Regions from separate parts of the Mus musculus genome. Here region 2 is linked to region 1. Evidence: chromatin loops called from intact Hi-C (ENCODE). Cell type or tissue: heart. All regions are shown on one strand. Each heading gives the region's core, and the rest is flanking DNA. Links, peaks and the distances in the headings are about the cores only.

The links. A loop is a pair of places that touch in the nucleus more often than their neighbours do. Peaks named below come from ENCODE experiments on the same cell type or tissue, not always from the same donor. Only the 100,000 strongest peaks of a DNase experiment are listed, where the experiment ranks them.
Region 2: it touches region 1 in a loop (2.9-fold over the local background); 4 of 42 quality-filtered maps call a loop at or near these places.

What each region holds. Positions count from the first base shown.
Region 1 is chr3:80,050,389-80,066,578 of GRCm38, reverse strand. No RefSeq gene overlaps it. Among named protein-coding and RNA genes, the nearest start is that of Gm36569, 170 kb to the right of the region's middle. In heart, for the core only: no CTCF peak of the experiment used is centred there; no DNase peak of the experiment used is centred there; H3K27ac peaks cover 2,971 bases.
Region 2 is chr3:79,940,010-79,956,199 of GRCm38, reverse strand. Gask1b (golgi associated kinase 1B) reads right to left here. Exons shown (of 4, transcript NM_133187.3): 4 at 9,922-14,905. The coding sequence ends at 14,698. Among named protein-coding and RNA genes, the nearest start is that of Gm36569, 61 kb to the right of the region's middle. In heart, for the core only: no CTCF peak of the experiment used is centred there; a DNase peak (open chromatin) is centred at 8,199; H3K27ac peaks cover 1,178 bases.

The DNA of each region.
Region 1 (16,190 bases), core at 4,659-12,658:
TAATGATGCCAGAGCATTTTCATACACATCTTATTTATTCCCCACTACCATCTAATTTGCATGGGTAGTTATCTTGCATTAGCAAAATAAGTCATCTCTTAAAACTGTAAGAGACCATGCAAAGTCACACAATAGATAAATTAATCATTATTGCACAATTATGTGTATGTATATGTATGTGTATGTGTATGTGTATGTGTATATGTATATGTGTGTATACATATACATATATATTTTTAATGATAGAATCTCCCTCATGTCCCCCTCTGTCTCTCTGTCTCCCTATGTCTCTGTCTCTTTCTTTCTCTCGCTTTCCTATTAAAACCTTACTTTTCCTAAGTCACTTCAATTTAGTGTTTCAATACAGAAAATATGGTGGGAAATGATGGATGACCATTGTCCTAAATGCCAACAACTCATAAATATGTGGAATTATTTTCAAGTACAAAAATATTACAATGTTTAAACCAACAGTGAATATGCAGTTTAAAATAAGTCAATATAAAGTATGAATCTAAGAATTTTTTTATAAATAGCATAAAGCAAGTAGGACTACTATGATGAGAAACATGAAAGAACATGCTGTAAGAACTCAAAATTGACAGCAGTGGTGTAGCCTCCCTGTGTATGTAAAATCTGACCTTTGAATCCTTAAGAGACTAAGGAACTCTTCCTAGAATGAGAGCAGCATTCACACCCTACATTCAAAAAGCTTTCTCTGAAGGAACTTTGCCTTCCATAAAGCAAAGAGTTTGATTCATTTGCAATAGTGTGCTGAAAAGCCTAGTGAGGAAGACCCTATCTCCAACCTCAAGACTCTAAAAGCTGGTGCAAGAGGACCATGGTTCAAGGTCAGCCTGGGCTACAGAGGGAAATCCTATCCCCCATTTAACAGAAAATGGCAATAATACAAACACGATCAGCTCCTGATGGTGGGTCACTGAGAATCTGGCATGCAGGCTGATCAGCTTGGGTTTGCTAGCTTGCTTGCATGCTTGCTTGTGTTTGTGCTGCTGAGAATTAAACTCAGAAATAGACTGTAGGCAAATGCTCGACCGCAGAACTATACCAGCAGCCTTTAATGTCTCAGTAAACTCGTGGACTAGTCCTGCTTTTGATAAGGGATATGAAGAAAATTCCACTAAGCAGCTCTGTGAGCCCTGCACAAACATGCTCCATCATATTATTACTGCTGCTCCATTTCTTTGACCTTTAACCACCAGCCAGACAATTCCCTGGTTCTTCATCCACAGTGAATACCTGACATAGAATTGAGGCCCAATCTTTTGTTTCCTATAAAATCGAGGTAAGGCTTGCCTACACACACATTCTCAGAAACCAGAGCTCAATTTCCAAACTCTGGCTAGCCAGTGGAATTTCATGTTGAGTCTTGCCTCTTTCAAAATGGATACACAGACTTTTTTGTCTCCCAAAGAAGAATCTAGAGAACCCTCAGTATAAGTCCTGGGCATAGTCGGTGTGGGAATAATATGCCGGGATCATGGCTTTCAGGGAACTTTAGAAACCAGCAGAGAAATGTGAAAAAGAGCTACAGATGTTACATTGAAAGAAATAGGGCATAAAACTGACACAAATCATCTCTATTCAACTGCATGACTGCAAAGGGAGTCCTCGTAGTAGCTGAAAAGCATGAGTAAGGTTAAATGAATGTGAAGAATAGGTTATTCTAAGAATGAGAAGACATATGCTTTCCATAGACGATGAGTTAAGCCATTTGTATGAGAGATGCATTCACAGAGAAGCAGGATAAGAGGTTAGACTGAAATCTGAGTGAATGGTAAATGAGCCATGAATTTCTTCTCTTGGAAATATCTGGAAGTTTTGTCGGGAAAGTGATCTAATTCGAATTACATTCTAGAGTGTCTCTATGTGTGGCAATTAACAGGTCATGTTAGTTGAGTGAATGAACCAAAGAGAAGGAAACTGGTTATTCAGATCCTACTTTGACCATTCCAGCATCCAATGGTTAAAGTGTGACCCAAGGCTTTAATAGAAATGGGGGGAAAGAGGAGGAAGTAATTTTTTCTGAGTTGTATGGATTGGCGTTTTGCTTCTTACAATTCCATAAATATCTAACACATAAACTTTAAGTGCTTATAGTTTTAAAAGGAAAGTCAAATAAAGGAATGAAAAACTGAGAAGCAGAGAAGTATTGGAAGATGTGGAGCATAAAATAAAGGTCAAAGGGAGAGAGAAGATGGCACCTGTAAGCAGAACAGAGTAAAGAAGTAGAGTGATCCCCACAAACTAGAGCATCGTGTGGTTTACACCACAGACATGGGAAACAGCCAGCGTCAGACTGAACTTTCTGTGAGAAGCATGCCAATGTTTCCATTCCCTCAGATACTAGACTGATCTTGTCTACACTCAGCAGATGAGTGTGGTACATTCTCTTTCCAGGCCTAGAAGCCACACAGAGCAAACAAATGTAAAGGCGGGACCCACACTGAAATCAGGGAAATTTTGGGAAGGACTACACAGAGAATGGGAATCCCATTCCAGAGTTTCCCTCACTTTTCCATATCACTGGCATTCATTTCTTTCCTCAAAAATAGATGAGGAAAGAACTGGGCTTCTGTCTAGTTTACCTATAAGAAAGACGGCTAACACTCACTGATAAGTGGATATTAGCCCAGAAACTTAGAATACCCAAGATACAATTTGCAAAACACATGAAACTCAAGAAGGAAGACCAAAGTGTGGATACTTCATACCTCCTTAGAATGGGGAACAAAATACCCATAGAAGGAGTTACAGAGACAAAGTTTGGAGCTGAGATAGAAGGAAGGACCATGCAAAGACTGCCCCATCTGGGGATCCATACCATAATCAACCACCAAACGCAGACACTATTGCATATGCCAGCAAGATTTTGCTGACAGGACCCTAATATAGCTGTCTCTTATGAGGCTATGCCAGTGCCTGGCAAATACAGAAGTGGATGCTCACAGTCATCTATTGGATGGAACACAGGGTCCTCAATGGAGGAGCTAGAGAAAGTACCTAAGGAGCTGAAGGGGTTAACCCTATAGGAGAAACAGCAATATGAACTAACCAGTACCCCCTGAGCTCATATTTCTAGCTGCATAGGTAGCAGAAGATGGCCTAGTTGGCCATCACTGGGAGGAGAGGTCCTTGGTCTTGCAAAGATCATATGCCCCAGTACAGGGGAATGCCAGGGCCAAGAAGTAGGAGTGGGTGGGTTGGGGAGCAGGGTGGGGGGTGGGAGTATAAGGGACTTTGGGGATAGCATTTGAAATATAAATGAAGAAAATATCTAATAAAAAATTGTTTAAATAAAAAAAGAATGACCACTAACCATCAAGCTTTGAACGTACACACAATGTTTCTAAACAGCATCTTAGAACTCATTCTTAAATAACCAATAGGAGGAAAGGATGGTGAAAGCTATGACACTACTAAGAGATGAGAAGCCAAATAAAAATAAGTCATGAAGAACAGGATCAATGCAGGACAGCAGGAGCAGTGAGTTCACACAGTTTCTGTGATCAGAAACCTTCAAGAGATGCAAAGTAAATTGTGCCCACATATCCTGCACTCAGGGAGCTGAGAGAGTCAGTTCATGAGTTCATGGCTAGCCAAGGCTACATAAGTCTGAGACCGAGTAGTCTGAGCTATAGAACAAGACTTTAGCTATCCAGTTCAAAAGAGAGAGACAGAAAGACAGAGAGACAGAAACTGAGAGGCAAAAGCAGAAAGAGAATCATACAATTTTAATACTAACAATTGAATATGATGAATATTATGTTTAAGTGGACAAGGATTTTAGTTTATAAGCTCTTGGAAATTAACAGCATAGAAGAAGAAAAATAGGAAATTGAAGGCTGAGGGTAAAAGATGAGATATCTCAGAGATTAAGAGAGGCTCACAGTGCATATTGTTCTTGCAGAGAACTCCAGTTGGGTTCCTGACTTTGAACAGCTCACAATGTCCTATAACTCCAGACCCAGGTGATCTAAAACACATACTTTATAAATAAAGTTTATCTCATTTAAGTGAATTAATAAGCAAAATAGAAACAAATGATAGTTTCAGGAGGAAGGATGAAATTCAGGAGAGGGGCAGACGAGTCATCAGGTACATATGGAAGCTATGAAAGAGGACATACGTTAGCCCTTTTCCCAGTTTTATCTGTCAAGTTTTTATTTCAAAAATTATTTGTGAAATTACAAAGTCCCAGATGAAACTCATGACTTCAAAATGGCTGTTTGAACTGTCTAGAAATATAAGTTGCATAGACTTTGGGTCTGATCGAGTACTTATTTTGTGGCTTTGTTAATTCAGCTGTGTGATGTTTCTGATAGCAAGTTCTTTACAGTAAAGTGTTTATATTTTTTCTAAAAGGGGGGGGGGGGAGTAACCCTCCCAAAATGTCTAATCTAAAGACAAAGTGGAAAATAGGTAACAAGACATGTGAATGTAGAAGTTTGTTCTTAGAGTTCCAACAGTCAAATAAGAGAGCACTGTGGGACCATGCAAAAAAACAGATAAATGGAGGCAAACATAGCCAGATTGAAAAGATTAGCAAGTCACCGCTGTAACTAAAAAGGTACTTAACAATGCTATAAATGTCCAGGGGCCTGTGATAGAGAGCATAGCACAAAACCAGAGTGGTATCAGATACCTAAACATCAGTATTGAACCAGACAAACACGCAATGATGCCTTCAGTGTTCAGCAAAGACCTATGCCTGCTCCAGAACTGTAAATGCAGACAGACGGCTGCGGTGAGAAGACGCAATGTTCATTTTCTCATACAGAGGGAACAAGGAAAGAGGCCACTCACAGTGACGACCCGTGGAGTATACATGGAAGCTATGAAAGAGGGTGTGATCAGAAAGATTGCCTGGGCCAGGGCTGTGCTGACAGACACCAGGAAGAGCGTCTCTGAGACTAACAAGAAACTGACTAATCACCCAAGGGGAGCAATGCTTAGAGGTGGAGTCCTCTGCTCTCCAGGTGTTTGTGAGTGAAGCAAAGCTAAAGGCACAGGAACTTGATTAGGAAAACCAAACACAACTAGCACTTTCTAAGGAAGCCTACAGTGACTCAGAGAGAACCACAGAGAACGTGTGACCACAGCAAGCTCCTGTGGGCCAGTGAGTGACCGTCAGGTAAATACAACTGAGTGTGTTTTTAACCCAAACTGGAATAATGAAAGCGCTGAGTACCCAATCACCAAATATTAAATTAATAACATTAAGGACAAGAAAAAGATGACAAGAGGAAAAGATTATTACTTTACAGAAACAAATTCCTGTGGCCCAAGGAAGGAAGCAAAGAACGATTCTCTAAAGTGGGAAATGATGGGACAAAGTGCATGCTGGTGTTCCAGATGCAGGGATGCGAACGAAACTCAGAAGACATGTTTTGGAAAATCTTGGAGCACTTCTTAAGCACAGAAAGAAAGAAATGCGGGGAAAGTCTGCTATTTTTGCTTATAAGTCTTACAGACATCCTTGACATTTTAAAACATGGTTATAAATAGCCTTGATTAAAACGGTTTTAAAAAGAAAAGAGAGGTTATTACAAAGCAAAACATATAGCCAAGGACAAAATGGCCATTTTGGGTTTGGGGGGGTTGCTTTGGGGTGTTAGTTTGCTTGTGACCAGAGTCTCACAGTGTAGCCCTGGCTGTTATGCAACTCTGTAGATCAGGCGAGCTTGTAATGCAAGGAGACTATCCTGCCTCTGCCTCCCAAGGGTTGGAACTAAAGACATATGCCACTGTGATCAGCAGAATGACCAAGTCATTTTATTGACTTCATGATTGAATGCTGTGGTGAATGAAGAAACCTCAGCAGCAATCACATTGGAGAGACAGCAGAATTTTATGGGGGGGGGGGCATGGAACTGGTGTGCTAGAAACCCCACTGTCCAGGCCAGTGGGCAGAGGGCATGGTTTCTAAGCCTTATTCCATGAAGCCTGAAATACGGTAAGATTGCACTGGCTAATCTATGGCTCTACCTCTTAGCTTACTACACAGGCGTTTGAGTGCTTTGATCTCCCTCAGTGATAAGGAACTTTACAATTGTATTGATTTTGACAATAGACCAGGAAGCCACTGGAAATTCAGACCCAAGGGGAGCTGAAGAAGCAAGAAGAGCTGGAGGGAGAACCTGTAAAATGGGGCACATAGAGAGAACGCCTCTGAAGCAAAGACAGATGGTTGGAGAGATGGGCCAAAACTCTAGGAAATGCCCATTTTGGGAGGAAAGTCTAATGCTGGTTGCATGTGTTTCAAAAAGGAATGTGTGATGACTGCCAATTTTTCATGCATTATCTTTGTATACATGAATTCAGGGATAGCCCATGTCCCTAAACTGTCAGGCCCATGCACATAAATCACCAGAAAAATGTGATAGCAGGCACAATAAAACAACATGAAACTCTGAAGAATTCCATGTATGCATGCCTCCGCATTCACTAATGTACCATAAGTGCTGTGTCCTAGACCTTCCCATTCAGAACAATCAAGGAGGAATTTTATTTCTCACCTTTAGGAAAGTTCCAGGGATTGAAATCTTACCTTGGACCATGAATTTTCATGATAGGGTGGTGGCTGTCCAGCCGAGCACTCCATGTCTATAAGCCCAAGCTGCAATCCCAAGCAAAGCTAAGTGAAAATCACACTCCTGAGTCTGTCCAAACGCACTCTCTGTCACAAAAGCACACACTGTTCTGTTCCATTGATTTCTCGTGTACTGATTCATCAGTCATGGACACTCATTTACCAGAGGTAAGAAACCCTTTCCTAAATTGTACTCTTCTTCCCTTCTTTATGCTCCCCACTGTGGTTCATATGGACTATACTTATAGCTTATACTTGGAAGGCCTATCTACCATGCATCTGAGAGTGCTGTGCTACTGTATAATCTGTAAGGGTTTTTTTTTTCTATTTTTACCATCAAAATATGATACTGTTTTAAAGGCACTATTAATAAAAATAAATGAACCATGGGATAAGGGAAAAGATTTATAGAACCAGAAGTAGCAATATCAGCATTTTTCTATTTGTTATAGAAACACTGAAGCACATTGTCCTATGAACACACACAAACACACAGCGATGGGCATGGAGGTATATCCACAGACATATAGGCATATTTTATAAGAATTTCTCAACTTGACTTTGTGTGATGAATTCCTAATTTCTGATGCCATTTATTTTGAAATTTTTAACAACTATGTAAGAATAATCACAGTTTAGCTTGTTTTTAATTATTTTCTTTAGTAATAGTTAGACTCAATATGGTATAACTGAGCTTAAAGATATGGGAAAACTGTGACTACATTAAGTGTCTTATTTATTCTATCCCTGAAATACTATTCCAGATTATACCCCCATGACTCTTTCAATAACTTGAAATCATGTTTCTCTTTTTGACAATTTCATTGGTTCTGTTGAATGATTCTAAATTTCACACCTGGAGACAGTGGGATTAAGTAAAGCTAATGTTTTATATCTCTGCTTCAAGTCTGCAAATATTGATTTTTTTGTAATTATTTAATTTGGATAATGATTTAATTAATTACATATTACATAGGCTTGAACTGGGGAAGCCAGTCACTAGAGGGCAGCAAACCTCAGAGAAAAGACATGAATTCAAATGCTGATTCTTAATTCAAGGTAATAAAAAATACATCGCATGACCTAGAGAGGGCAAAGCACCTATGCTTTCCCAAGTGTCTCTGTATGTCATAAAGTCTCGGCTCTTGCAAAAACCTGAAGGAGAAACTTTTATCTTCTTTGAAAAAACTGTTAGTACAATTTAATTATCAATGAACAGTGAGCATCTTAAGTTATTCTTTAAATAGAACATCTATATAACAACACTTATGCTAGCTCAGCATGTTTAAGAGAGCATTGTGAAGTAGGTCACTGAGATTCTGTGGGATTTCTGCCTCTTTGGAGGGAGCAGATGTTCCTTATATCATCCTGAGAGTGGGAAAGACAGGAAGGAAGGGAGAAAAGGAAGGAAGGAAGGAAGGAAGGAAGGAAGGAAGGAAGGAAGGAAGGAAGGAAGGAACTACTTTTTAATCTCTAAAAATTTGAAGTTAATTTTTGAGTCTAAAAAACATGCAAATATTCGTAAAGAAAAAATTGTCTGTAGTGTATAATTTCAGTGACTGTCACTACTAATAGAAATTATTTTCAAATTTATTTATTGTTTCTAAGATAAACTAATAAGAGAATTTAAACATAGATCCCCTTTCCCTTTCAAACTGTTTCTGCTCACGTAACGCTATAATCATCATAACATTGATTAGTTAGAGTGCCCATCCTTTTCATATCGTTAGAGTAAGGTGAAGAAGTTGTATAGACTTTATTTATAAAAAAAAATACCCCTTCCTTTCCTTTGCAATTTAGAAATCCTTGTAAAAATGTGTTGGCAATTTAATTAGCATTTTATCAATATTTGTACTAGGGTGTTTCAAGACCCACGAAAACATGAATTTTTATGAGTTAATGTGAAAATAAAATCTACAAAGAAACAGCGTTACCATCTTCAGTCAAATGAAGTAGAGTGCTTTTCAACGACTTCTTTCTAATCCTGACCTTGGTTGTGTGACTTTGACTTTGCTTATTGCCGACTAAGTATCTTGGCAAAGTTCATTTTCTTGGATTGTAAAAAAAAGGGAGAAACAAAGAAGTCTTATCAAACAAGTATATGACTTTGAACTTTAAAATACCTGGTCCACTGGGAAATTGAAAAATATGAGAATTTTAGAATAAAGATTTTTTTCAATGTGATTGCAAGGTCCTCATTCATTTGCATAAGGGGAAAAATATATTCTTGAGAGTCTTCTCACTGAGAACATAAATTAGAATCCATGGACATGTGCAAAATGCACAAAATCCCACTTTGTTACTCCTGTAAGACTTTTGTACTTTAACCTAAGTGCTAATGACCCCCAAATCTATTTCCCAGTCCATATCCCCAACCCCCTCCATAACCAATTAGCTAACATTTCTACCAAGGTCCAGATTCTTGGAAGGATTTAAGGTCAAAGTATTCCAAGCTGAACTCATGGCTTTCTCATCTAAACCCACTCTCCATCCTGCATGCTTCCATTTTCCTAAGATGAACAATCAAAATCGTCCTTGCAACCACAGAGCCTTGGTGTTTCTACACTTAAGTAGTTTGAACCTTTTCTCTCATTTCTGATTAAATTGCCTATAGCCACTCCATTGGCCATCTATTTCCCCCAAAATGTTGTCTATATGATGAGAAAGTTGATTGTAGTACTGGTATTTCATGCCGTTGCTTTCTAAGCACAGTGAGTGCCCATTCAACTTCAGAAGTTCAGGTATCCACATGCTATGCAAGATTGCTCTTACTTCACCCAAAGAATGACCTTGATAAATATTTGCTAAGCCAAGAAGAATCTGATCAGTGAGCATTCCTGTGGTTAGGCAGGGTGTGAAGACAAGAAGTAGGGCTGTTCTGTATCAAAGCACATAAACTAAAAAATGTATCCACAGACATTTGTCAGTTTAATATATCTCTTTGTTTTAGCGAGAGATTGGAAAGAAGGCACGGTAAGCAATGCCCCTGGCACAGACTGATGAGGCAAAACATGAATCAAATATTTTCCAGAAGCAGCGTAGAAAGAGTGGAACCCAACTGAAGATTGTACCTTACCCCAGCAGCACAGCCCAAAGACACAGATCTATGCCTTTCTTCTCACATTTTTCTTTCAAACAACATTCAGCTTTAGGAAAGAAAAATCAAAACCTAAATCCTTGAGACTTTATAAACAGTGAATAGTCCTGGGCAGGCATTTCCTCTGAAGCAGGGAAAAAAAAAAGAAAAGAAATCCAGAGGCCTTTCATCTTCTATTTGTGCTGGACAAACTGTCAGAATCCGGAAAGGGCTTTCGTTTGTTCATTCAGACCTTCATGTGCCTGAGTGCCCAGAGTGAACATTCGCACGCAGAGCTAAAATGCTCACCAGGAAAAACAAGACAAAACAAAACAAAATACCGAACAGAAAAACTGGTGTTGACACACCGAGACAGCATGAGCATGGAAGAGACCTGGCAACCAGGAGAGCTGAGACCAATCAAGAATAGTGGCGAGCAGTGTGTGTACTTATGCTTGGTAATGGAACAGTAGGAGCTGGAGCGTCCTGGATTTTCAGGGGTTTGTCTGTCTGTCTGTCTTTCTGTCTGTCTGTTTGCTTGCTTGTTTTCTGACTTGATTGATTTACATTTGTTGCCAAGCAGTCATAATGTTAGACTAAGCTTCAGTTGGAAGTCTACGAAGGACTTTCTGTTGTGTTATACATTTCAAATATTTCCTCTGCCAACTGTTTTTCCTTTTAGTTTGATCTCCTAATACTTATGTGTCTGTTTGCTCTAAGATACATCCAGAAAATTAGTGCTCAAGATGAAAATAACATAATGCTAAAGTGAATCAATGTAGCAATCCCTATACTCAATGTAAAAAATCCCTATACTCAATGTAAAGTAAATGTGTAATAAAGTATTGGACTTGCATTCCATGCTAGACAGACATATACAGTTGGTTTTAAAAGAATCAACATAAGTGAAAATAAGTAATGCTGTTTAATGCTAGTGCCGGACATCATAAGCAGTGGGTCATCATATTGAAAGTCACTGCTAAAATCTGGAGTTCATTCCTATGCTATGCATTACTTTCTCCTACATATAGATTATCCAGTCTACACAATGGCAAATGAGCTAGACATTTGATTACAGTCATTTCCTTTATAAATGAAATTGCCCTTTCTTCTATTGAAAATGGTGACAGCTTTCACTTTTCTTCCTCAACTAGTACCTACATAAAGAGTTTTAAATTGACTGAGATTCTATATGTTATTAATTTTTTGAATCTTCCTCAATAAAACTCACTATTAAAGAGCTCAGTATGGCACTGGCTGATTTTTTTGTCAATGTGACACAGGCAAGAAACATGGAGGAGAGGGAGGCTCAGCGGAGAAAATGCTATAATATTGGGCTGTAGGGAGGCATGAAGGGACTTCTCTTAACTAGTGATTGATGGGGGAGACCCAGCTCACCATGGGTGAGAACACCCCTTGGCTTGATGATCCTGGGTCCCGTAAGAAAACACACTGAGCAAGCCAGTAAGCAGCACCCCTCTATGGCCTCTGCATCAGCTCCTGCCTCCGGGTCTACTACCTGCTTGAGTTCCTGTCCTGACTTCTTCAATGATGAACAGTGATAAGGGAATGCAAGTCAAATAAGCCCTTTCCTCCCCAAGTTGAATTTTGCCCTGGTGTTTCATCACAGCGATAGCAACCCTATGATGGGTACTCTCAGTTGACAACCTTGAATCTATTTGGAATGAGCTACAATCCAGAAATAGAAGATGCACCTGTGATATACATCTTGAGGCAGGACAACAGCGTGTCTTTGACCTGTATCTTGAAGCTAGAAGACACAGAATTTTGATCCAGATCTTGAGGAGGAATGACACATACCTTTAATACAGATTTTGAGGCACGCCTTTATTCTGGAACATACCTTCTGCTGGAAGCCTATATGAGGACATTAGAAGAAGGAAGGTTTCATCTGTTCTTCATCTGCTTGCCTTCACTTTGCCAGACATCCATTCTTTCACTGGCATTGGAGCCTACTTCTTTGGGATTCCAGCTTATACAGAAGGCCAGCTGAGACACCCAACCTCATGGGACCAAACAATTGCTAGATTCTTGGACTTTCTATTCACAGTGGGTCATTGTTGAATTAGTTAGACTGAAGCCAGAAAGTCATTCCAATAGATTCCCTTTACACACACACATACACAGAGAGAGGGAGGGAGGGAGGGAGGGAGGGAGGGAGGGAGGGAGGGAGGGAGGGAGGGAGGGAGAGTGAGAGCCATAATTTCTGTGACTCTAACAAACCCTAACTAAGACACTGAGAATCATGTTAGGTGATTCTAGGAAAGACAACATATTTTTTGGTCTGGATCATAAGTTGTCAGGAAGCAGGGCTGCCCCTCTGCTTATCTTGATGAAAGTCCACAGGTACAAAGACCAAGGCACTTCTGTTTACCAGGAGAGGAGAATGCTTGATATTTTATTTATATTTTATCCATGTTCAAACATGAATGCAATTGGGCTGTTTCTGTCTTGATTTCATTTGGTCATGGGCTGGTCATGTATTGATAGTCTGTGAAACCATTCATAATAGTAAGAAAAACACAAGGCATAGCATTAAGTGACAAGTCAGCTCATGTTAGCAGTCTAGTTGATGGGACCAGCCAGGCCCCTGGTACAGGTGCTTTTGTATGTCTCAGTGTTTCACTTAGGTTGAAATGCAAATAAGGTGACCCAGGAACATGAATGCATGATGCTTGTGAGGTCAGTATCTCTGAGAGAGAGATGGTCAGAAGAAAGCATAATCTGCAGTTGGGCTGGGACTTACCACCTGTTCTGTTTGTACAAAAGGAGTTACTGGATAATGGGAGCATTGCCATTCAGGACAGAGCACATCACCTGCTTCAACACAGGCTGTAACCAGATAGTCCTTGACCCTCATCTAGGTTCCAGATAATAGCATCCAGGCAAGACCTCCTCCTGTTTGTTTGTTAAGGAAAGCTACAAAGAAGCTGCACCTTACAAAACTGATAAACTGATTAGAACTTCATTGATTATGGACAGGATAGAATGTTGCAAGTTAAAGACCTTACAATTTACCCCGGGTCATCTATCTTCAGCCCCAATGATAGCCACTCCTTGTCTACTTCTATATCTGACTTTACATTCTTGTGACTATCAGGTGAAACCTTTTGGAATGCACTAACAATCCTCAAGCAATTCAAAAGCTAAGGATATCTGCAGATAGTATCTGAGGCCTAAGCCGAGATCCCTAATCAATGACATCTTGATTTATAACTTTATTATGCTACCATACAAATGTCATAAAACCAGTGCCACACTGGAATGTGTAATATGCAGTGATCTAAATCTATGTTCCAAGGTCATGGTCACTCTACTTGGCACCAAAAGCAAGAGCCTCTTACCCTTTTGAAATAAAAGATTTGTTTCTTGAGTCAACAGCTTACGAAGTCATATGAAAATGATTTCTAAGCTTCATTATTGCTTTGTGAATTTCTCTAATAGTATGTAGAATAACAGACAGCATTTGCTGCAGTTGGATCTTCCTGTGGTAAAGAGCAAAGACTGGTGTCTTTTATTTTTGCCTTAAATTCTGGCTCTTTATCTGGTCATTTATATGCTAGAAACAATAGGGTTCCTGGTTTTCACTAGAATCAATGCTGAATCTTGCACCAGTGTGAAAACACTAAGACTCTTTCTCAGAAACTTCTGAAAATCATGCTACCCTTCGGAAGTTATGGGCAATCTTTTGTAGCTTAGAGAATGTAGCTGTGAGAAGAGGAGAGGACTCAAGGCCAGCTGCTGGGGAGAGCGGAGGGGGAGGGGACGGGAGATAGGAGGAAGGCTAATCAGGGCCTTCTGAGCTGCAGTTAGATAGCAGCAACCCCTGGGGATGTGACTCAGCCTCAGCAGTAGATAGCATGCTGACCACATGAACACAAGGACAGTATTCCATCCTAGACAAGTAACTTCCTCCCCCAGGGGAAAAAAAAGGAAAGAAAGAATAAAAAGTTCTAGTGTGGCATGTATCTATGCATAACACTCATTAACATATGGTTGACTTTTCCAAGCTAGAAATGAGATTTTGAATGTTATCATCATATAGAAATGGTAAATATTTGGAAAGATGTGTGTAACCTGACTTAAACATGCAATGTATACTTAAATTGAAGTATCAAAGTATACTACAGTAATACATATAGTTTCTATCTTTTTATGTGTTCATTAAAAACTAACTCTTAAATTTTTAAGAAAGTAAAATAATGGGGAAGAGACATGAGAGTGGCTTTAAAAGTCCCTGTGGGATTATAGAGAACAAACAATCAGGCGTCTGGGATGTTCACCAAACCTCAAGAAGGAAACTTTCTAAGGAGAACAAACCAAAAAGCAAAACAAAACAAACAAAAAACCATGCTGCTGAAATTTAATTTACTCATCATAGAGTTACCAGAATTTCTCAGGAAATTTACAAATTGGTTCTTAAGTCTATACAGAAATAACAAAATGTTATTTTGTTATTCATCGACATCTGGAAAAATCTTAAATAGAATAATACATAGTATTAGAATAACCATAAGAAAATAGTCACACACACAAAAAAAAAAACCCACAGGAAACATTAGCAAAGCTGCAAGTGTTTTCTATAACTGGGAAGCAAACACAGTGTTCAGTGTACAGCGTTGAACTTCTGAGGAAGCAAGCATTCTGAAACACTGCCAGGATGCCAAGGTTGGTGCTGGCTGAATGACGCTGGAGAATTGGACAGCATGAGATAGCATAGCAACGTGACCCTCACTTGCCTCTAGAATCCTCTAGTAGTCAATGTACTTGTGCTGAATTGATGCCAGTGTCACACCCATGAATGTCGTGATCTGTGGCATTCTTAAATAGAATAGCCAAGCCTCAAACATGTAATCACAGTAACACATGTGTGCACAGAGGGAGAGAGAGAGAGAGAGAGAGAGAGAGAGAGAGAGAGAGAGAGAGAGAGAGAGAGAGAGAGAACTCTTTGCAAAATTAATTACAGCCTGCCTTAGACTCTGATGGGGTGAAAGTCAAATGAAGATATGCCAAGAAAGGAGGGGGGTGGCACACTGGTTATATACTTGGATTGAAGATCTGTGTCACTTCTAACAACAGTTGCCATGATGTTAAAAGATAAATTGACCCAGAAGGATAATAGGTAGGACAAGAAAGATGAAAGGTAGGAGAGAACTTTGAGTAAGAAGAGAACACATCGTAGAACCACAGCCCTGGGTATCTGTGGTCCAGTAGTAGGATAAGATTCAGGAAGTTTCCTGGACAGGAATGAGGATGCACTGTAATCCAGCACTCAGGAGGCTAAGACAGAGGGCCAGGAGACTGAAGTGGGCCATATCGTGGATCTTCATTTAAAATATAAGAGGGAAGAGGGTTCACTCATAATAATCTTTAAAATGTAATAGCATCACATTTCATCTTTATAATCGTAAGAGTGGTTATATTTTGTAAAAACCTCATAACTTTCCATGGTAACTTTTTACTCTTGTTTGAATCCTAAACATAATATTTTGTTATGAAAATGTGAAACCTTTTCCTTGTGCATTTGTAATGTCATCTGCTTTCATTTAGAATTTTATGAAGAAATAACTTTTTCAATGTGTATGTTTTTGCTCCTATCATACTATTTTTTAGAATTTCCCACAAAATCTGTGGTTTCATGGAGACTTTCAAATGCACAAGCGGTGTAGCCTTCTCCTATTTTGGTGGTGGAAGGGAGGTGGTGACATGATCTCATCCTGAAGCTCTGGGTGACTGCACTGTGCTGGTCAACTCGGCTAACCTCAAAGCAGAAATCTCGTGCCTCTGCCTTCTGTGTGTTCCGACATTTAATCCCTTACCCACATCTTACTGCATTTCTTTTATCTCTTTTAAAGGTATTTTATTGCATGACTATAGTTTCTCAAGTTTAATTTCCCTTTCTTTTCCCTAAAGCATGATCACATTCTTTCTGCAGTCTACTAAATTTTTTTACATATATTTTTAATTTTCGAGGTTTTTTGAATGTCTTCTAGAACATTCTGAATTGAAGTTATATATAGTTCAGCTTGCCTATATTTAGCTATCGATTCCCATTAGCTTTGAACTAGTTTTACTCATTTATAATGTAAGCTTTTGCTCTTTTCTTCTGGTGTATAATTATAATTTGATTGTTATTTTGTCTTAAAAACTCATTTAGATGGGAGCTTGGACGCTTTGTGTTTTGATCCTTTTCTCTACATGATCTACTTTCTTATTGTGTATTGCATAGCAACAGAGTTTTATTTACATGGGTGCATTGGACCGATCTATGATTTGTGACATGTCAGTAGACCTAGACAGAATGCTAAATGAAATATGCCAGGCACAGAAAGAAATACTGCAGACTTTTCTTTACATGTGGGATCTGAAATAAATGGTCTAAGCAAAGCAATGAGTAGAGAGCTGGTTTCTAGTAGCTGGGAAAAGACAGGAAAGACTGGCCAAAGGATATGAAATTTCAGTTGGATAGGCAGAATAGAG
Region 2 (16,190 bases), core at 3,367-11,366, 110 kb after region 1:
ACAAAAATTCAATTTCCTCAGCAAGGTATTCATAGCTTTTGGCCCTCTGAGCTCCTTGACACACATGTGTTTCATACGTTGCTATATCCAGGGCCCCATTTCTTTAGATGACCTCCTAGCCTCTGAATCTCTTTCCTTTCCATTGTCTGGTACTCAAGCCTTTCGTGTTTGTTTTGCTATTGGTGTTTTTAGGGCTTAAGTATTTTGCTACCTTTAGTGGGAAACCAGGTATGTCAAGTCTGCTTGTTCGTTTGTTTGCTTGCTTGTTTTTGTTTTTTTAATGAGATTGAAAAAGATTAGTAAATATAAATCAACAAGGAAGACAACTGATGAAATGAACAGAATTTATAGAACTCTGTGTCCCAACAGTTATATTTTATAAATGGCTTTTTGTCTCAAAGTTTTTTTGTTTTGTTTTGTTTTTTAATCTCAAAATTCTTTTTTTTTTTTTTTTTTTTTTTTTTTGGTTTTTATAGACAGGGTTTCTCTGTGTAGCCCTGGCTGTTCTGGAACTCACTCTGTAGACCAGGCTGGCCTCACACTCAGAAATCCTCCTGTCTCTGCCTCCCAAGTGCTGGGATTAAAGGCGTGCACCACCACTGCCCTGCTTCAAAATTATTTTGAGAGTTCTCTCACTTCTGTTTCTGCAGAGGCATGAGTTTAACAAATTGTCTCAACTTTATAAGAAGGAAGACAGTCTTCTGAAAAAGTACGTCATCCAACAAAGAAAGCTGGACTGAAGCCATGACTGTTATTCTGCTATGCGTGTCACAAAGTAAACTCAGCTACCTCTGACTTTCTTCCCTGCTAATATCAGAATGTTGCACAGAAAACCCTGTATTCTTAAAATCTGTATTTGTCTCTAAAAGAGTTATGTGTGTTCTTTCACTGTTTCAATTTTCTCCAATCCTCAGTACAAAGGCTCTACAATTTAACTGAGTAGATTTTGAGTTGTTGGATATATATTGTGGTCTAGTTGTTACTTTTAAGGCTTCCATCTGGTATTGCAGAAAACAACAGTATCACTTCAAAAAATATTTCCATAAAAAAAAAACAACAGTATCAAGTTAAGTATCACTTCTTATTCCTGAAAATAAACTTATCTCTAGTACTCTAAGGGGGGAAAAAAAAGACTTTCTTTCCAGCAAAGAGCTGATTTTCTGAATTTCAATCTGGCTTGGTTTTTGCCTCCCTTCTTGCTTTGAAGCACACTAACGAACCAGTCAACCAGCTCTGCACTAACCATTATGTCTACTTGCAAACTAGCAAATTCAATCTTTAACGTTATAACAACACAAAGTAAAATGAAGTGGAATGCTGTGATTTTAAGGGGGCTTTGGTCTCTTTTGTTCCGTGAACTTTGCCAGCTTTCACCCCACAGAAGCCCCACAGCCCTTTGTTCAAACTCACATCGAATGTAAAGAATGGCTTTACATTGTGATTTCCTTCCCAGGGGGATCCAAAGGCATCAAGAAAAATGCTCACCGAGGCTTGAAAGAGAAAGAAGTATTTACTTAACTTGTGGCATCATTTTAGGCTACTCTGCATCATGACAGATGGGACCCAGTATGCATAGGACAGTCCATGCTCTCTTTGTCTCTATGAATGAAGAAGCCCTGCAGCACATGCCTAACACTTATCCTTTTAAATATCAGCTTCTGGTAGGAGGGGACACCGAAGATCACCACTTCACACACCTGACTAGCACTACCCATGTAAGAGGCACCACAAATGTACTGTTGGCTCCCACGGGTGCCTATTAGTCAGTTTTACACATGCTGTGGTTTCTGCAGTTTATCTCATTACATGCCCAAGGTACAAACTCTCTCAAGGAAGCCACAGAGGCAAGGTGGCGAAATCTGAAGGTGGATGGAAGAAACTTGAGGAACCTAATTTTCACAAGCATAACTGGCAGAGTCAGACAGAACTGGATTTCAAATCAGTTCAGCTGACATCTACCTAATTGATCCTGCGTACATGCTCCTCTCACTTTTGTTTGGTGGGTAGGGTTAACATGAAGAATGGAGTTGGGAGTGATACGTACATTAGTTGCTTTAATTTACTCTTTCTATATTACATTTTTAAGGCATATTGCTTTGCACCCCAGGAGTATATGCAGGTTTAGGAGGTTTTTTTCTTTGTTTTTGTTTTCTTTAAGTAAATTTTGAAAAGAAAACAGGATTTTTGAAGAGTGTGGTACCATGTATGTTCTCATTACAGAACGAATCTGACTAGGACAGTTATTATTCTTAGGGGGGTGTTATTTTTAAGGGAGTATCTGCCCTGTGGTTTTTTTTCCATGCCACCACTCTCTATAGTTCACATGAAATCATTTCAATGTGCAAATGAGAAAATGTATAGCATAAAAGGTCCAGTACATTTTATTAGTGAAAAAGAGAAGAAGCACTAGAAGTTATATGAAGATGGGGTATCCAAACAGTGCAGAGAAGTTACTTCAATAAATGGAAACCATATTGAAGAGGCTTTTACTAAAAATAAATAAATAAATAAATAATATATAAATAAAAAAGATGAAACAAAGGTAGCAATTTTGCAAAGTACTTAGACATAGAACATAAGGATTCTGGCCACAGGGGAAGCTCTAGGGGCTGGTGCAGCTCACAGAGGACAGCCCTTGAACTTGGCTGTCCTCACATTAGTCTTCCTCTTCACAAACACCATCCATTTCATTCAGGGTAGAACATCTTGCCAAGTATGCTCTTTAAATATTGATTTTTAGAACATTTCCCTGATTTGAATCGTTCACTAGCAAGCCTGGCGGCCACCCAAATTCTTCCTTTCTGTAGTTGTTGTTGTGATTTATAGGGAGCTTTCCCTCCCTAAGAGCAAGTGGAAGAAGACCAGACAGTAGAATGGTGGAGAGCTCACCACTGCTGACAGGGAAGTTCCTTGGGGAGAGCAGGCATGAATATTTGGGTTGATCCAAGAGACCCATGTTGTGTACACAAGGACATCCAAACATTGATGTGTCCTTTCCTTGTAGGGACTTTTGAAGACTGGAAAACTAAAGGAAATCTGTGTGAACTTAGTCTTCATGATGTGTGCACCATCTAGAATGAATGCTACTAACTTCTGTTATTCCACAGATGCACTGGCATTAAGTTGAAGAAGATAAATGGCCAATGAGGAAAGCCCTAACTGTCTGCTTCCTGCTTTCTCAGGAGACCAAAAGCAATCCTGACACATAGCTGGCACTCAGTAAACATTGGTATTATGAATGAATGAATAAAGCACTAGAGAAATCGCATTAGCCACTGAAGTGAAGTCTTTCATCATCACAACCTGAGAGGCCCCTGTGTCAGAAGCCTTGACGTATGAGTTGCAACTCATGGTTTTGGCCTCCTCAACCTGAGTTCACAGCTCCAGCCAGAAATGAGTAAATAAGCTGTTTTATGATCAACCACAAAGAGAAATCAGCCTGTTCATTAATAGAAAGAAGAAAAAAAAAGATCTAATTCATTTGGATTTGGTGTGTGTGTGTGTGTGTGTGAGAGAGAGAGAGAGAGAGAGAGAGAGAGAGAGAGAGAGAGAGAGAGAGAGAGCATGAGCATGAGCATACATGTATGGTTGTGCAAGTCCATTCCCTACTGAGTCTTTCCTTCCTGAGTGTGTCCTCAGTGACCTTCTCTGGTTTACATAACTCTCTTTAAAGACTACTGATGCGACAGCTGAGGAAAATAGATCTAAACCCTGAAGCAGCTCCTTTTATACCATATTTCAAAAAATATATTGAAATTGTATCTCATAGCAATGTTTTTCTCATAAATTAGCACATTTCCTAAGAATTTTTAAATGACCCATACACACCTATGAAAAACTCTTGAAAACCACACCCATAATAGCTCTTACCTGGACACCCTCCTGCTTAAGTCTTGTAGAGCTTGCTAAATTCTACTCCACATCCCCCACCATCCCTTCCAGCAACATACCCAGTTCACTGGAACACAAGCCTATCACAAGGCAGCTTTTCTGAAAAAGACATTCAAGCCTGTCAATAAAACATGACAAGAAAATAAATATAGCATTTAGTGGAAGCTGGGGCAGGGGGAAAGACAGGTAATTTGGGGATATGGAAAGGGAGGAGAGCCCTCACTCCAGATTTGTACTGAAGCCAACTGAAAACCAAGCATTCCAGCACTAAAAATTAACATTTGCTGGCATAGATTTAATATTCCTCTAACATTTATAGATATTTTATATTACAGTATTAAACACCAGGCCTAAGTGCTGAATGTACTTGACCTTGGGTAGGGCCCCAGATCCTTCCTCAGGCATGATCTTAGGATCCCAAACAAGACGATTAATTTTGCTTACAATGAAGATATCCTATCTTCCTGCATGTCTAGATTTTTACGTTATTGATTAGAATTCTATCAGATGCCTCAGCAGCCACCTTGTGACCTTACGTGCATTCCTTGATAGCCCTTTAAGATAATAAACTTAACCCTACTAGAATCCTATATGTGACCATTGCAAACAGTCATGAGGTGATGCAGCTTTTCTTTGAGAAACCCAGGCTCATGATTGACAACATGTCTTACTTTCTCCAGAGTACCTCTGTCTCTTAGCCCTGGTATTGAATCTGATATCAACCAATCTACTAAACCTCACCTCTGTTTCATAAACTTCCCAATCTGGAAATTCTTTTCAGCACTGAAGCCACAAATCCCACTTTCGCTTGAATCAAAGTCCCTAAAGTTTAAAGGAACACCTCAGGTTGCTGAGAATGACAGTCCCTCTTGTGCCTATACCTACAAACATGGACAGAAACCACTAAAGTAAGTTGAGGGCAGACATTCAGTTGAAGGCAGTCCATCTAGCATCACTCTCTAAAATGGCTGCCTCGAAAATCAGGACCGAGAGCATCAGCCAATCATAGTAAACTGTAGCAGGAGGAAGACAAAAAAAATTCACATGCTTATTCTCCAATCAACATGGGTAAATTTCTTCCACAGTAAGTGAGGGTTGAAGAGACTGAACACAAGTCTTCCACTTGCTCCTCCAAAAGCCAGGATGGGAGGAGGTGGGGGTAGCAGGGATCTGGCTCTGCAGCCTGAGGGTTTAGTGTCCATAGTCTTCATCTGTCCCTCCATCCTTCCGTACCTAGCTCTCTTGCCATCCTCACTGTCCCTATCATCTCTTCTTTATCCATCTGTTTCAGCTCAGCAGAAGATGTTGCAGATTATTATTGGTTTAGTTTTCAACTCTGAAATCTTTTTTTTCTTATCATGATGACAAAAATATTCTGATATTCTGATTGGCCCATTTAAATAAGTAGTGTAATTTTTCGCCGCCCCCCCCCCCACACACACACACAGAAAAAAACCAACAAACAAAAAAAACCCCTGACTTTCCTGGTAAGTTGCATGGCTATCAACTACAACAAGGAAGTCAGGATACAGTGGGTTGGGGTGCTCAGTTCCCTCAACACTGTTATCAGGATGCAGTATGGAGTGGCTTACTTTGACTCAACACCTGAAACTTTCACCATGTGCTATACTTAGCCATTCAACAGAGAGTTGTAATTTGCAGGCTATGGACCCAAGGTGTGGAATGGCAAACTCCTTCCAGATTTTTGTGTTTTACTCGGGCATAGAGATGAAAATATCTGAGTGCTTGGGTGTAAAACCTTTCTATGATAGATGTATACCCGAAGAAATCCCCTGTGTTTTAAGTCACTGAGATTTAATGGTATTCTGCTATTGCAGAACTCCTTTGTCTACTTAGTGCTATGGTTTGTTCCTTTGTCTACTTATCAATGTGGTTTGGATAAGACTCTGCCAAAGCTCAAAGTGTCAAATGCTCAACACCCACCCCCAGGAATGCTACAGGGAAGGGTGGAACCTGATGGGAGGTCTCGAGGTTATTGGTACTGTACCCTTAAAGAGAAATGTGAGACCCTCATTCCATTCTCTTCCTTCTTGCTTCCAGACTCATGAATTAGCTTGCCTTACTGTACATTCTTTTTTATGATGTTCCATCCTCATTAGAGACCTAAAGTTAAAGGAACATTGAAGTTATAGTGGAGCTGCAGAACCATCAGCCAAAATAAACCTTTAGCCCTTATAAGTTAGTTGCCTCAAGCATTTCATAATAGTACTGAAAGCTGACTAATGTGTCTGCCCCAACCTAGGCTCCATGCTTCCCCCATTTACCATTACTACTCTTTCTGCAGGACCCACTTGGCAGCTGACTGTGTCCTGGCTCAGCAGTTCCTCTCTAGGGTGATTGTCTCATTCTTTTCCTCACAATACAATACTTTCTTCTTCTTTGACCCTCTATCAGGGTAGTTTTTGAAATGCTGCTGAGGCTACGATTGAGTTTCTTTGACAGAAACGTTCTCAGGGAATACAGGTTCTACGTCCCGGAGCAGGGGATAAGCACTCTTACCAGCAGCCACAGCCATTCCCAAGGTCCTAGTGTTCGCTTTGCCGTGGGCTCCCAGGTTGATTCCTCACCTAGAATCTTCCAGAGCCTCCAATGTGTCTCTCGCCTGAATGGCAAATGATTGGTTTTCTGAAGCCTTCTCGTCTCTCTGAATTTTCCCCAATGTCATACAGGGTGGTAATAGATTCTGATGCATGGAATTTCACAGACAAATATATTCATAAGCTAACTGTGAGGAGAGCACAGTTATGGTTTTGTCTTTCATAAAAGACTTAATGTCTAAGCGGTGGCTCTCAGCTGGGCAGGAGGGGTGTGTGTCTCCTGAGTGATATTTTACTTCTCTCCTGATGAGAGTGGTGATCTTGGTTGTCAGGGAAACTGCTTGTGACAGCTAATCTTGGTTGATAACGTGACATACCTGAGGAGAGAGGACCTCAATACTGTCACCTCCATCAGACTGGCTCTGTAGCCAATTCTGGGAGGCATTGTCTTTATTGATAACTGATATAGGAGGGCCTAATCCAGCACTGCCAACACCTGGCTGAGTGTGAAGCTGGAAACAAGCAGCTAAGGAGCTTTCCTCTTCCGTTCCTGCCTTCAGGCTCCTGCCTGAGTTCCTTCCTTCATTCCCTTCAGTGATGGACAGTTACCTGGAAGTGTAAGCCAGGTAAACCCTTTTCTCTTCGGTCACAGCAACAGAAAACAAACTGAAACACAGCTAAACTACACTGCACTTACCAGCTGCCATCGCAAGGGCCTTTGGGATTAAAATGTCTCCAGTGGAGAAAACCCACACTACAGTGTAGGTTTAACTAGGAAGTTCTGACTTTAATTAGAGACTTGCTACTCCTGGTCCTGCCATGCCACTCTTATTAAAAATGTCCCTCTCACTGGAGACAATGGTTTTGGTATCCCTATAAAACAGGAAGTGACACAAGAGATTAAGGCAGGAACTATCACAATACTTAGCAAACAATTAGTATTGTCACATTAGCAGCTGTCTTACATTTTAACTGTCATGTTAAAATGATTAAAAGTGATTAATGGATGAAACTTTAAGTATCCCTTTCCTCTCTAAAATTATCTGAGACTCATAAACCTGATCATAAGGATATTTTCTCCAATTTAAAGAGAATGTTTAGATTTTTTGTTGTTGCTACAAATTAAAAAAATACACAAAGACAAACTATGTTGATCTCAAAATCTAATACGCCTGATTAAGAAACAAGTGTTTTATTCTTTTTAATGGAAGCTGAGCCAATAATATATGACACTTTATAAAGCAAGTAATGAATGCCTATTGTCTTGGAGCTAAAGAAATAGTTGACAGACCTACAAATCCACTGCTTTCAGTCTGACTTATAAACCCATTGCTGTCTCAGAGACCCATCTTGCCTGCTAAACTAGAGTGGGAGCCAGCTATTCTGCAACATGGAATGAGAGCCAAGACCGGACCAAGAGCCTGGCTTCAGTTTTTAGCTCAGTATCACAAAAACCTTAGAAAGTACTGACAAGGACTGTTAAGAAATATAGATTGCATTTTTTAAGAAAGACAATGCATGAGGATTCTTTAATGCATACATAATTATTTCCGTTTTTTTTTTATTCAAAGTAAGTGCATTTTAGAGGGATGAGGGGAAAGGGCTACCCAATCTTTCCATGACGAATAGAAATGTGGGGTTGATGATGCCCATGCACTGCTGACAGGGAAGAGTCTCTGAGATTCATTCACTCAGCATGCACATTTTTAGGCTCTGCAACAGACTGCCAGCAACTCTGAGTCAGGCCTTTCTTACAGCAGAAGCCCATCCCAGGGGACTAAAGAGCTTAAAAAGTAGGGAAGATGCCATATTCTGACAGAAGACAGCTGTGTGTCAAATGGAAAGGGGCAAAGGTGACAGGAAGGAGGCATCCAGTGCTTTTGAGAGTCACAGACACAGGTCACATGGCCTTAAAACTTTTTCCAATGTTAAGGAAATAACTCCACTGGCAAAAGCTCATAAATTTGTTTAGAAAATTGTTAAATTAAATGTGGGACCATTACTAATGTGTAGTAAACTATTGAGTAATAGTCAAGTTGCTTATCTTAATATCACATATTAGCTTATTTTTCTCCTACTCCAAAACAGACCATAGTTTTTTGGTTGTTTTTAAATAAGAGCAAATAAATCCGATAACGGAGTTTTAATAAATAAAAGTATTAAGTAAATGCAACTGACATGCTACAATTATGTTAGTAGATTGGGAACTCATAACATTGACTAAAAATTTCAGAACTATTAACAATAAATGATTCATCAGTTTACATTTGTGAATAAAAAGTTTGTAAACTATTTCCTCTAACGTTCAGTTTCCAATTTTGTATGCAAGTAATTACTCTATTAAGTGGTGATCTTTCTTATTTATGTAATATGATTTATTACCCTCTTGATTTTGCTGGAAAGGAAGCACTTTAACTCTCAGAGACTGTCGGCCCAAGCAGGAAGAGCTTCGAATTCATAAGTGGGTACCTATTGGTCTGAGAGCCTACTGACGTTGTGGACACAACTATTGAACAGACGAGTTTCAACAGCTTCTACAGGCAATCCAGAGCTCAAGACTGTTTGATGCTATTGTTATAACACAGAACACAAGTGAATGAAGTTTGACTAGGTGTGTTCTTGAGGTATTTTAGTTTTACTTGAGGTGTGAGTTTACTAAGTTGTGTTATATAACACTGGACATAGAGATACATAAAGGACATAACAAATTGGATCTGTCTCGCAGCTGCCAGATGGGATGGGATAATCATTGTGAACAGCAATAGTTAATAATGGAAGACAGACTCAAACTCGCTAAAAGGACAAAGCCCCTTTAAACATTTCAGGTTCAAAATTTAGTTCTAATTTTGGATAATTTTCGATAAAACTTGTCTTCTAAACTTAGTTGATAAAGATAGAACTTAAAGTTTAACCATGGGTCTTGATTAAGGATTAGTACAATGAATGCTTGCTTATTAATTTCAACATTTGCATTGCTTAGTACAGAAGGTAAGATGGTAGATGGCCAAATAACTATACCAAGAAATTATCAAAACTTTCTATTTATTTCTGTCCCTGAAAGTTCACAAAGTTGAAATCATTACCACACATGTAATGATTACCACACATGCCCATGTGAAATCTTTAGGGTCCATAAGTTGAGATGCTTTATTATATATTTATTATATGTATATATGGTTATATAGTAAATATATTTTTATATATTCAATACATATTTAATAATTGCATTTACTGTTGTTTTGACTCTCTAACTTTCTATATCAGAAAACTGAGGAAACTAAATCAACCATCTGCCTAAATTGGAGAAAATTAAGTCACGGTTTTTCATTAAATGTTTATTTCCAGGGTGGGAGTTAGATAAATAATAAATCCATGAAACCATTCAGTTATAAAATTATATTATTATATCCTAAGAGTTTGACTAAGTGAACTTTTCAAAATTAAAATAATAACTTTCAAACATATAAAAGTATACAGCAGTAGTTAGAAGTTTATTAAAGCAAAATTTTCCAAAAGATAAAAGTGATTCTTAGGAAAAATAGATGATTGTGAAGTATTTTATCATAACAATAAATGCAGCATCACTACAGTGGTAGGTCCATTTTAAAATATTTCTAAAGCTAAACATTTAAAAGCCATATTATAAAATATTTGGAATAGATATAAAAGGGTCCAACATGGTAATAAATTTTAACCATTACATTCATTTTTTGAACCAGGAAAAACTTGTATTTCTATGAAACATGAGTCTACAACATAATCTCTTCCCTAAAATTTTGCTCAATAGTCATTCTGTAGAAAATCAGGCCCAACATTGTAAGAACATGCCAAAGTCACAGTAAACTATTTCTGATTTCAGATAAGTGTTCTAACAAGTCCAAAAAAAAAAAATCTCTCATAAAGTGAAAGTTCTTGCTTTCTGAGTTCTGTTTTGGTTTTCATTTGTTTTTGAGACAGGGTCTGACTGTAGTCCAGGCTGACCCAAACTTAAAGTCAGTCTGACTCAACTCTTGCATGCTGGAATTCAAGTACACACCATCAGTGTCTCTAACACACATCAGTGCAGAAGAGTCAGTCTGGTAAATAGCACCCAAGGTGCTTGCTGTGTTCTCCAGTGAGACTCCAACTGCTTGGGCTCCAACTCAAAGCATCACGGTGCCACAGTCTACTGAATACCCTGGACTCCCCCAGCCTGGTTCTTGGCTATATTACTTATTATTATTATTATTATTATTATTATTATTATTATTATTATTATTATTATTACTATTACTACTATTACTATTATTTTACAAAAGAGAGAAGGGGGAAGGAGGGAGAGAGAAAAAAAGAGAGACAGAAGTATCAAATTCATATATATATGATTTCAACATGTTTTTCAGACTAGTACATTAAATGTGACTTAAATAGTCTGCATTCAAATAAACATTAGGATTTCATAAGACAACATGAAAATAACTTTCTATCTAAATAATTTATTCGTTACATATAATGTAATGCATATTTAAAGGTACAGTAGAATAAACACATTATTACTCAAGTCCATAGATAAAATTGTTTTAAGAATAAGTCTAGGATGTTGTACACTATGATACACTTCCTAAGTACTTAACAACCTGATTAAAGAGGAGTAAGAGGAAGGAGAGCTCAAGCTACTGTAAGGCTCGCAGCAACCATGGAAAGCTAACTAAAAATTAAATCTCCTCCTAAGAGGAATGAAATCTGCTAGCTAATTATTTTGCCAACCCTATAGTACGATGCTATATGTACACGGAGAGAAAGCATAGTGATCATGAATTATGACATCAAATTCGTGCACACATGCCTGCACACACGACCCAGGCAGGCATCTTGACTTCTAAATTGCCTCTTTTTTTCCACTGGTGAAGTAACAAACAAACATCCTTTTGAAGTTCATTGTTTATTCCGTTTTCCAGTTTAAACAGAATATTTGGTCATAAAAACAAAGACTAAAGTCTGTCTAAAGCAGAGACAGACTGGAGTGGACTGTTCCAAAGGGGAGGGGCACTGTATTCTCTTTTGAAAACTAACTCGTGTATCAGAAAAAATTACACGAATTTAATTTGTAGCATTTAATGACAGGGTCTGAGACACATGTGTGTTTTCACATCAGCTAACAGGAAGCAGGTCACACCAGAATAAGCCCTTATCTTCTATTTACATCTGTTAGAGCAAATAAGCCATGTAATGGGATATTCTATACCAAATCACAGTAGGTTTTCTTTAGCACATCGGAAATACAAAAACACTCTCATCGTTTCAATAAAAGAAAAATGTTGCTTGTTAGAAATCAGAGTTTGGCCTGAAGTTATTAGTCAAAACTAATGCACCATCAATTACTCACTGTTTGCAAAACAAAATAAATCATTTTAAAAATGAATGTAAAGGCTGGGGAGATGCCCAGCTGTTGAGAGCATGCACTGCTCTTCCAGAGGACCTTAGTTGAGTTCCAAGACCCCAAGTCAGGTAGCTCACAATTGCTTCAGAGGTTCCGATGCCCTTCTTCTGGCTTCCATGAGTACTGCATACACATGTGTGTGTATACCTATGTATACACACAAATAAACAGTAAAAATAAATCTTTAAAACAAAAGTTATAAAAATAAGCAATGTCCTCGAACCTTTTGCTTAGAATTAAGCATGTTGAAATAACTAGGCAAAAACCCATCTGGGTCAGACCCATCTTGGGGAGGCCAGCTTGCTCAGAAGCATCCTAACTGAGAGCATAAAAGCAAGATTTTTAAAAAGCCAGAATGCCTGTAATTAATATCACAATGTGAATTAAAATGGTAAATTCTGCAAAAACAAAAAAGTATTAAGATAAATGTGTAGGTCGTCTTGATAAGGCATGAGACAACTTGGCAGAAATCTTTTAATTCAAGGTCAAGTGGGGGTGTAAAAGTGCTCACAAAGATAATTAAGATGATTTGTGAGACAAAACTCATAGAGAGCAGCCATTGTGGGGACTCACCAGAGCCCACAGTCATACTCAGGTCACACTGGAGAGAACTGCAGAGAACGCGACAAAGTTCACCACGCCAAGGGAAAGGAAACATATAGGATGGAAGATGCAGTCCTTGGTCATGAGCCTTGGAAAGCAGAAACAAGAGGCATCAGTGGGTGCCTCTTCCCTTCGTCTGTCTTCTCTTATACCTAACACTTAGACTTACTAGTTTGACAAGTTGGTGTATTTGTATCAATTATAATCTACACAGGTATTTTTTCCTATGATGTAGCCTATATTGGTATGTTTTTAAAAGTTCACATCAATATCAAATTATTTTTCATCAGAAGACGGAAGATGTGTGCATTAAGAACAAAACTGAAAACAAGGAGATGAGAAGTATGATAAAAATGTGTAACTTTTTATTTTAGTTTTTTTAAGTTTCCAAAAGAAGAAAAAGTCAGTAAATCAGTTTTTATGAAGGGAGAGGCACATTTCAGACAGGTTATCACTAACACCAGACTGACATCAGACTTGCAAACCGTCCACGGCTTCCTGGGTGCTAGGATTTCAGGTCTGTATCACTACACCTGGCTAATCAATGACCTTGCAAATAAGCGGTAGTAGAGCTGAAAGCAAGAGAGACAGAATTTGCTCTAGATTCAAAGGTTCCGTATAAGAAGGATAAGTGATGGCCTGGCAAATTCTCTCAGGACAGAAAGACTCAGAGCATGAACTTTGTGTGCCTTAGTTCCTCCAAGCCCACGAAAGGTTTGGTAGAGGGATTTGGGGGAGAATTAGTTGAGACTTAATTTTGCCTAATTAGTTGCCATATGCTCTCTATCCATGTTCTTTGTGAGAAGATGCAGTCATGAGTGTTGGCTTTCATTAGGACTTCTTGTATTGAGCTGATCTACATAATATATTTAATATCTGAACTTATCGTCAATACCTAGATAATATCAGTTAAATCAGATGAAACCTAATTGCACCAAGGAAGTCCTCTATGATTAAAAAAAAATACTTCAGCCAGGCAGTGGTGGCGCATGCCTTTAAACCCAGCACTTGGGAGGCAGAGGCAGGCGGATTTCTGAGTTCAAGGTCAGCCTGGTCTACAGAGTGAGTTCTAGGACAGCCAAGGCTATACAGAGAAACCCTGACTCGAAAAACAAAAAACAAAAACAAAAACAAAAAAGAAAACTTCAGAAATTACAGTATATCCTTTATAAAATGACAAATTGTTACATATTCATTAAAAGTGGGCTGGGGTTATGGGCTTAGTCATACAGTGTCTCTCTAACATGACAGAGACCCAGCTTGATCCTGAGTACTACGGGGCATGGTGTCATATACTGTCTGTTATCCCAACACTTGGGTGGCAAAGCATCAGAAGACCAAGGTCATCCTCTGATGCGTAAGGAGTTCAAAGCCAGCCTGGACTATGTGAAACCTTAACTTTTTTTTAAGCCAATCAACCAATAAGAATATTAAGGGATTCTACAAGTAAATTTTCAAACAGGTAGCAACATGCCTCATAACTTTTTAGTTTTCTAACCACAAGATATAAATTGGATCAAAATTGAGACAGCAAATCGAATACATCAATTGTCATATATGGAAATGTCTATGCTGTCAATAAATTTCTTAAAAAGGGAAGGATAGGAGAATTTTGTTGTTCAGAGGTAGCTGATTATCTTAGACTCTAGAAAATATACTGGTCGTTTGTAACGAATCTACTTCCATGTCTACTTAGAAGGTGTTTCAAGACTGTTGTACTTGCAGATCAGACGCCTCAATTTCGTGATGTAGAATTGCCTCTGGATAGTGTTGGAAAAGCTGTTGCAACCATCAGCAATGAGAGAATGCCGATCAACTCATTTCTAGCAGCTGGTCAGGTCAGTCAAATGGCATGGGAATGATTTATTAGAAGAGCCAGTGTCTCTGGTTTATATTGTTCCGTCAAATGATATGAAAATGGTTTAAACATCAGTAGGAATAATCATTTGGGTCATTACACAATGACAATGCTGAGACAAACATACCAGAGTCTTAGGAAAATATATTAACAGGCATTCTGCAAGCAATATGTTATTCTGAAACTTCTTGAATCTGCATACCTCTAAACTCTACAAACTTTTTAAACTCAGTTCATGATATAAACTGCGTCAGTTTCACGTATTCAACTATGCTGCCTCGTTTCTAGAAACACTTAAGGTTGATATCTTTTATTTAAGAAAAACCAAATGTGACACATGTATAGCCCTCAAGGCAGAAAGCCATTTGTCATTCATTCATAGGTAATACTCTAGCCCCGTGTGCGTTGATGTAGGTGATAAGGATTCTGGCTCTCCGCTCTATCACGTCGATAAGCTTCTCGATGCCTTGCCTGCCTCCTTGACTTTCCCAATAAACCTGATCAAGGAACAGAGACTGAAGGAGCTTCTGTCTTAAGTGTTGGCTCTTCAAAACAGAAACTGCAGATTCAGGAAACCTGAAACGAGAACACAACATTTCATTCTTAGAAATTGCTCAGAAATATTATTTCTCCTTCCAGTTGCTCTGCCTTCCTTAATCTCATAAGTCACACTATCAAATGAGACCTAGAAAACCAAAATGTTTTTGTCACTGACAAGCAGACACTTCTCATGAAAATAAAATACACGAAAAAATGTATTTCAAATGAACCGAATTATCTAGTCCATTCAGAACGTGACATCCTAATTTCTTACTTAAAGGTCATTAAAGATTGGCAAATAGAGGCATAGAATTAAGATCACATTAGGTCTGAAGATGTATTTCCCATCATCTTAAGCTACAGAAAGCCTTTTGTCTGCTCTCATCAGTAACAAGGTGAAGTTTGATGAAAGAAAATCGAGAGAAGCAAAACGTGTGTGGTTTCAGCGAAGTGTCCTCCCTGAACAGCAGTTATGGTTTAAAGTTCAATGACTACAGACTTTTGATAGAACAAAAGAAAAATTATTTAAGAAGAAAATTCAATTCGAGGAAGAATCCCCTCTGATTGAGATTATACTTTTGGAACTTGAGAGATTGTCTGTGCTTTGCTTTGTGTTTGGTTTTGGTGTTATTTGGGGATTTCTTTTTAGTTTTTAATTATTTCTTTTATGTTTGACATTATAATATAATTACATCATTCCTCACTGCTCTTTGCTCCCTCCAAACCCTCCCATATACCTCTCCTTGATATCTTTCTGACTTGTGGCCTCTTTTTGTATTATTTGTTATTGCATGAATATATACTCTTAAATATATATTTATATATCTACTGTTCTATATACTGATCTATATATTGTTACTTATATGTATGCTTTTAGGGCTGGCAATTTAATATTGGATAGCCACTTGGTGTGTTCTTCCCTGGATAAGACTTTTTCTAGCTCTCAGCATTTTTTAGTTGCCTGTAATTCTTGGTGTAGAATTGAGGCCTCATGGATTCATCTACAAAACAACTCCCACATCTGGGGCTTAGGAAACACTGAAGAGGAGAGAGGTGTGTTGTAAGGCCCAGAGGACCAGGGAGTTTGCACCCATGTCTTGCCAACACGGCATGAGCTAAGTAAGGACAACAATAAACATGTCAAATGGATAGGCACAAGGCCAGTGTTTTCCTGAGTAGAGTATTAAATGATGCTCTAACTTATATCTTGAATGTCTCCCGAATGTCCATGCATTAAAGACTTAGTCCTTGGGATACTATAACTGGGGAATGGTGGTCCTTTTAGGAGGCGAGGCATAGTAGAAGATGGTGTCATTGAGGC